2 separate regions of the Homo sapiens genome follow, and region 1 is linked to region 2. Evidence: chromatin contacts called from ENCODE Hi-C or POLR2A ChIA-PET data. All regions are on one chromosome and are shown on one strand. Each heading gives the region's core, a stretch centred on a gene start or an enhancer-like site at or near the end of the contact. The rest is flanking DNA. Distances are from core to core; before and after follow the strand shown. Region 1 holds the start of CAB39L (calcium binding protein 39 like). Region 2 overlaps LRCH1 (leucine rich repeats and calponin homology domain containing 1).

What was found. A loop is a pair of places that touch in the nucleus more often than their neighbours do. ChIA-PET counts read pairs that join two places held with the same protein, here RNA polymerase II (POLR2A). Pooled maps may share reads with other maps.
Region 1: a loop to region 2 is called in a pooled map, with 2.5 times the contacts of the local background. The contact joins the promoter of CAB39L here to the enhancer-like site in region 2. A Hi-C loop is called at or near these places in 2 of 50 pooled maps. POLR2A ChIA-PET finds 5 or more read pairs at or near these places in 2 of 52 experiments (OCI-LY7 and T-cell).

The regions. Positions count from the first base shown.
Region 1 is chr13:49,442,642-49,445,341 of GRCh38, reverse strand. CAB39L (calcium binding protein 39 like) reads left to right here and starts at 1,278. Exons shown (of 11, transcript NM_001079670.3): 1 at 1,278-1,356. SETDB2-PHF11 (SETDB2-PHF11 readthrough) reads right to left here and starts at 1,068. Exons shown (of 21, transcript NR_135324.2): 1 at 485-1,068. It overlaps SETDB2 (SET domain bifurcated histone lysine methyltransferase 2), which reads right to left and starts at 1,068. Exons shown (of 14, transcript NM_001160308.3): 1 at 485-1,068. RefSeq lists enhancers at 1-688, 1,371-1,450, 689-1,461, 1,831-1,900 and silencers at 1,161-1,210, 882-1,362.
Region 2 is chr13:46,584,175-46,586,874 of GRCh38, reverse strand. The region is part of intron 1 of LRCH1 (leucine rich repeats and calponin homology domain containing 1); the gene reads right to left. Among named protein-coding and RNA genes, the nearest start is that of LRCH1, 32 kb to the right of the region's middle. Within about 2 kb of position 1,399, at least 3 of the 41 ENCODE cell types and tissues checked have a DNase peak (open chromatin) inside an H3K27ac peak, as active enhancers do; they include OCI-LY7, where a contact is called at or near this core.

The sequences.
Region 1 (2,700 bases), core at 29-2,528, 2.9 Mb before region 2:
TTACCATTTCCTCTCGGCTCCTTACGTTTTAATTGTAACGACAGAACCACGGGTTAAGTCACGCTTAAGAACCACGGGTTAGTCACGCTTCTAACTACTTCACGTGTTCTTATTTAATCCCCCTAACAGTCATGTGGGTTAAATTAGCAGCTCGTTTGCTGATGAGGAAGCTAAGGAATGCCATACCGTAAGTGGCAGACACGAAATAAGGAACCAGGCAGCATGGTTTCAGAGCCTATGCTTTGGTTACTCCATTTGACCTCTTCAAATTTACTCCTCTCCTTGGCCTCATGTGTTAGTATTTACAGAGCTCACTGCAGGTTTCCACATGCCAAAGAGCACAGTTAATTACATATCTTTCCTTACTTAATTACTTATTGGGCTGTGGCTGATAGCGAGTCAGAAGTGTTACTATCTAATCTGAACTCCATGATCTTGGATGAATGACTGAACTTGCTGTATTTAAGGGCTCGTGTAATCTTACCTGTGAAATGGGCTAGTGGTTTAACCTTCAAGTTCTGCTTCTGGGTTTTATACTGCTGTCCATTTCCTGCCGCCCCTTTGACAACCTCAGGTTCCCAGCAGCTTAGGAATCACCTCTCATTAAGGCTGCACCCTGAGACAGACAGGCTGAAATGGAGGTTGGAAACTCAGTGCGCCCGCGGCCCCTTCTGCAGCCAGGACTGCACTTGGGTGCCAGGAGAAGGGAGGCTGCAAGGGCTGGGGTCCAGCCCCTGCTCGGGCGGCCGAGGGCTCCGCGGCGTTTTCAGCTCCTCCAACCTCCCGGCTAGAGGAACTGTCGGGGGCCAGCCACGGCGGTGCCTTGGTTTCACCTGGCTCCGCTGCGTTTTCTACGCCGCCCGCCTGACCTGAGGAGTGAGCTCCGCCAGCTCCGTTGGCAAGGCTGGGTTCCTCCGCGGGTGGGGCTCTCCTCCGACGCCAAGCCGCCCAAACCTCCCGAGCGCAGGTGCCCTCTGGCCGGGAAGTACTTCACCATTTACTAGCCTTCATCTCAACCACAACAGTCCCGCCCTGCCTCTACCGGGGATGAGGGAAGGCGTAACCTCCGCCGGGGACCAGGCCGACCTACCTAAACCGATCACTACATGGGAGGAGTCGGACGCCGGCCGTCCCACCACCCAGCCAGGAGCCCATTGATTGGTCGCACTCCCCACTGGTTCACGCCTCAGAGACTCGGCGCACTTACCGCTGGCACCGCAGTGGCGCCCGAGCGCGCCGCCTCCCGATTGACTGCTAGCGCTCTCGGCTTGTCTCGCGCACTGTAGCTGAGCCAATGGAGTTACTCGTAGTCGAGAGGCCGGCATCACTGGAGTGGTGGCGCAGCTGTTTCCTCCGGTAGGTGTGAGGCTGCCATCTTGTGTGTGGCTGGGACTGGGCTTCTTGGGGGTTGAAAACATACATAGCGCCTGGCCGTAGTGGAGGGGTCCGGAGAGAACAATGGGGTAAAGGAGAGGCCTAAGGGAGGAGACCCAGCGCCTTCCTACTTGCGGAAAGGATGGGTTTCCTGGGCCTGAGTCTCATCCCTGGCTAGAGAGAGCGAGGAATGGTGGTGGTGGTGGTGGTGATGGTTGTGGTGGTGGTAATAGTAGGGATCCCAGGTTTTGGTTTGTTGATCATTGTGGGGGCTGGGCGGGGCCTTTGATGCCTTAACATTGGTTCCTGGGAGCTCTTTTAGTAATTTTTGTCTCGCAAAGATTCTGACCATCAACCCCCTTTGACAAAGGAGGCTAGCTGATGAACTGCCTGATTGAGAAAGGAGCAAAGCTAGTAGTGGAAGGGGAGTGCCTCTCTACTATCCTCAGGTTCAGAAGAGACCTCCTCTTCCGTCCTTTTCGAGGGAGCGGCTGCTAAACAGTTTGCTCTTCGCGGGGGTTACTTTACTAAGGCCATCCTTTGGTAATAGTGGGCGTCAAGTTCTGCGTTTGGGCAAAATTGTACATTAGCGGGCAGCCAAGCATTCCTGCAGCTGTCTTTTTTTTTTCTTTATTTTAAGCTAGAAAGTGGTGGTCTTGCAGAAACGGGGCGTGAAGGAAGAATTTTGTCAAATCTTGATTTCCCCGATAACGATATGTTGAAGATTATAAATCTCTGGGTCTGCCATGACATGCTTGGTCACTTCATGGAGCAGGAGGAGGCTTTGTTAGGGAAAGCACCTTAATTTCTGAGCTCTTTTTGGGGTAGGAGGAAGAAGACAGGACTTAACCTTGTTTCCCTCCTCCTTTTTTTTTTTTTTTTTTAGCATTGTTGTGGATGGCATTGCATTGTCTTTCATTTGAGGGGAAAATGTATTGGATCTGAAGACCAAGCTGATGAAAGGCTAATATTTTGTGGTAGATTTTAGCAGTTTGACTTGCATGAAAAGAAAGCCGATGTATTATTGCCTTCAGCTTAGATTTCAGTTATTCAAGATTAACTGATGAACAACCTAATCAACAATACATGATAAAGACATCTCGCATCAGGAATACCAAAAAACAAAACAAACAGCAAAATAATTGATGTTTTTTTTTTTTTTTTTTTTTTTTTTTTTTTTGAGATGGAGTCTCTTGTCGCCTATGCTGGAGTGCAATGGTGCAATCTCGGCTCACTGCAACTCTGCCTCCGTGGTTCAAGCGATTCTCCTGCCTCAGCCTCCTGAGTAGCTGGGACTACAGACACCGGCCATCACGCCCAGCTAAT
Region 2 (2,700 bases), core at 150-2,649:
TTTCCTGCTTGGAAAGAACCAATGCCTGAGAAAGCTGCTCATGCCAGAAAAATACAGCCACACATCCCAGGACCTGATCCTGGCGCCTACCCCTCACTGTTAAAGCTGAAGTATCATTCCTTAACCCAGGGAGGGAACTCAATAAACATTAACTGAAGCTGGGCATGGTGGCTCACGCCTGTAATCCCAGCACTTTGAGAGGCTGAGGCCAGCGGATTGCTTTGAGCTCAGGAGTTTGAGACCAGCCTGGGCAACATGGCGAAACCCCATCTCTACTAAAAATACAACAATCAGTTGGGTGTTGGTGGCGTGTGCCTATAGTCCCAGCTATTCGGGAGGCTGAGGTGGGAGGATCCCTTGAGCCTGGGGAAGTGGAAGCTGCAGTGAGCTAAGATTGCACCTCTGCACTCCAGCCTGAGTGACAGAGGGAGACCCTGTCTCAAAAAACAAAAACAAAAACCTAACTGAATGAAAAAATGAATGATGCTCCCCTCAGCCTTGCTATGGCTGTTTCTGGCTGCCAACCACATGTGACAGGCAACCTCTGACCCCACATGTGGCCCTCTGTGAGACCTTCCTGGGCAACAACTATCATGCTTAATTCAGTAAAATGCGCCACCTCTGTGGTCAGACCCCCTGATCTTTCCCCTGCCTGTCATCCTTTCTTCCTCTCTCTCTTTCTTTTTGCAATCATTTACTTTGTGTCATCCAGGAGTTAGCTTTTTCTAGATGCTAGACTGGCAATAAACATGTTCCATTGCCATGTTCCTGGGGCTGGAAGCTGTGAAAAGAATGCACGAGGCTTTTAAAGTTATAAAACTCAAAACAAATTTTAAAATAAAACAAAAGTAAAAACCAATTTTAATGTGCATTTTTCCCCAATACTCATGACTGAGAACTGGGAAATTACAAAACAGGGAAAGCTCTAAAAATAGACACCTGCAAAAAGCACGCCCAAATCTGAATATATGGCTTAGATTTTAAACGGAAAGAAAAAATTACAAAGATTTAAAGCACAGACTTTGTGGTTTGTTCCTTCAGCTGGAAAGGATTTCTTAGTACCGTAATTACATTTATTACATCAATAGCCGAGGAAGGTGGGGGTGGGCAGGGGGAATGACAACGTTCTTTCTTAACTCCAGCAAATCCAGTTACATCCAAAAAGATCGAGAGATGTAATCTAAAGAATGAAAATTACTTGAGTGAGCCACACATATTTACATAAAGCATATTCAGGACAACTAGCTTCAGATCACACTAATTTCTACAAAATCGGTGCAGGTTATAGAAATGCGTTTTTTTGTTTTTTTTTTTTTTTTTTTGAGATGCAGTCTCGCTCTGTCGCCCAGGCTGGAGTGCAGTGGCATGATCTCTGCTCACTGAAAGCTCCGCCTCCCAGATTCACGAGTAGCTGGGACTACAGGCGCCCACCACTATGCCTGGCTAATTTTTTGTATTTTTAGTAGAGACGTGGTTTCACCGTGTTAGCGAGAATGGTCTTGATCTCCTGACCTCGTGATCCGCCTGCCTCGGCCTCCCAAAGTGCTGGGATTACAGGCGTGAGCCACCACGCCCGGCTCTAGAAATGCATTCTTATGAGTAGCAGAATTCCAAGGACCAAATGCTTTTAAAACATCTTACTTAACAAGTAGACTCAGCATGTTTTGAAATACAGGTAAGAAATTCTACCAAATTGTTCCTACTCATTTCTAAAGCCTTACTAAACATGAGAGAAAAAGATATCTGTTCATTTTCAAAGCTGGAAATGTTTCCAGTTACCTATGAAAAATGCAGTTCTTTAAAGAACTACTTCTCAATGTCACTATTACCCCCATAAATTTCCCTTTACTTTCCAGTAGTGAAGCAAGTTGAGAATTCTCTGCTCTTTCATTGCTTAGTTGTATGAAAGTAGTTTGAGAAAGGAACTTTTATGTCAGACCAAAATACATTTCTCCATCAGTTCCCAATTGGCATACAAATTCCATCCATATTTTACATATAGCCTCATCTCAGGAAGATCCACTTTTTTTCGTAGCAACTGTTGCTTTATAAAACATTATTAATCGATTGCATGTGGGTTTTGATTATAAAACTGTCATCAGACTGAAATGGCCATGTTAAAATTAAGAAACAAAAAATGATTAAGTTCAGAGCACTTAAGAGGAAATCAAAGGGACAAAACCTTAAGGGACAAAAGCAACGCAGGTACAGATAAAGAGCCTAAGAAGAAAAACACGGAGTGTAGAGACCATCACAGGCTCCAACAGGAGCTGAGGGGGCTCTGCATCATCATGGGAAAAGAAGGCACCTGCATCTTTGCAACATCAACATCACAAGCTATGCAACCCAGACTCAGGACTGGAGATCTACTTGCCATGTGATAACAGGAAAAATAGTTAACTTTGGTGTCTTATCTCTTCAAACTGTAATGTGCACACAGATCACCCGAAATCTTGTTAAAATACAGACTCTGATTCATGAGGCCTTGGGTGAGGCCTGAGAGCCTGCATTTCCCACCAGCTCCTAGGTGATGCCGGTGCTGCTGGTGCATGGACCATAATTTGGGTATCGAGCTCTCAAATCACATGTGAAAACACTGGGTTAAGGTTGCATGCTATGAGAAACAATGGAGCTATATATGTAAAGTACTTTAGATTTCCTGGGAGAAAGCCACCATGAACTAAACTTAGAACCACCCCA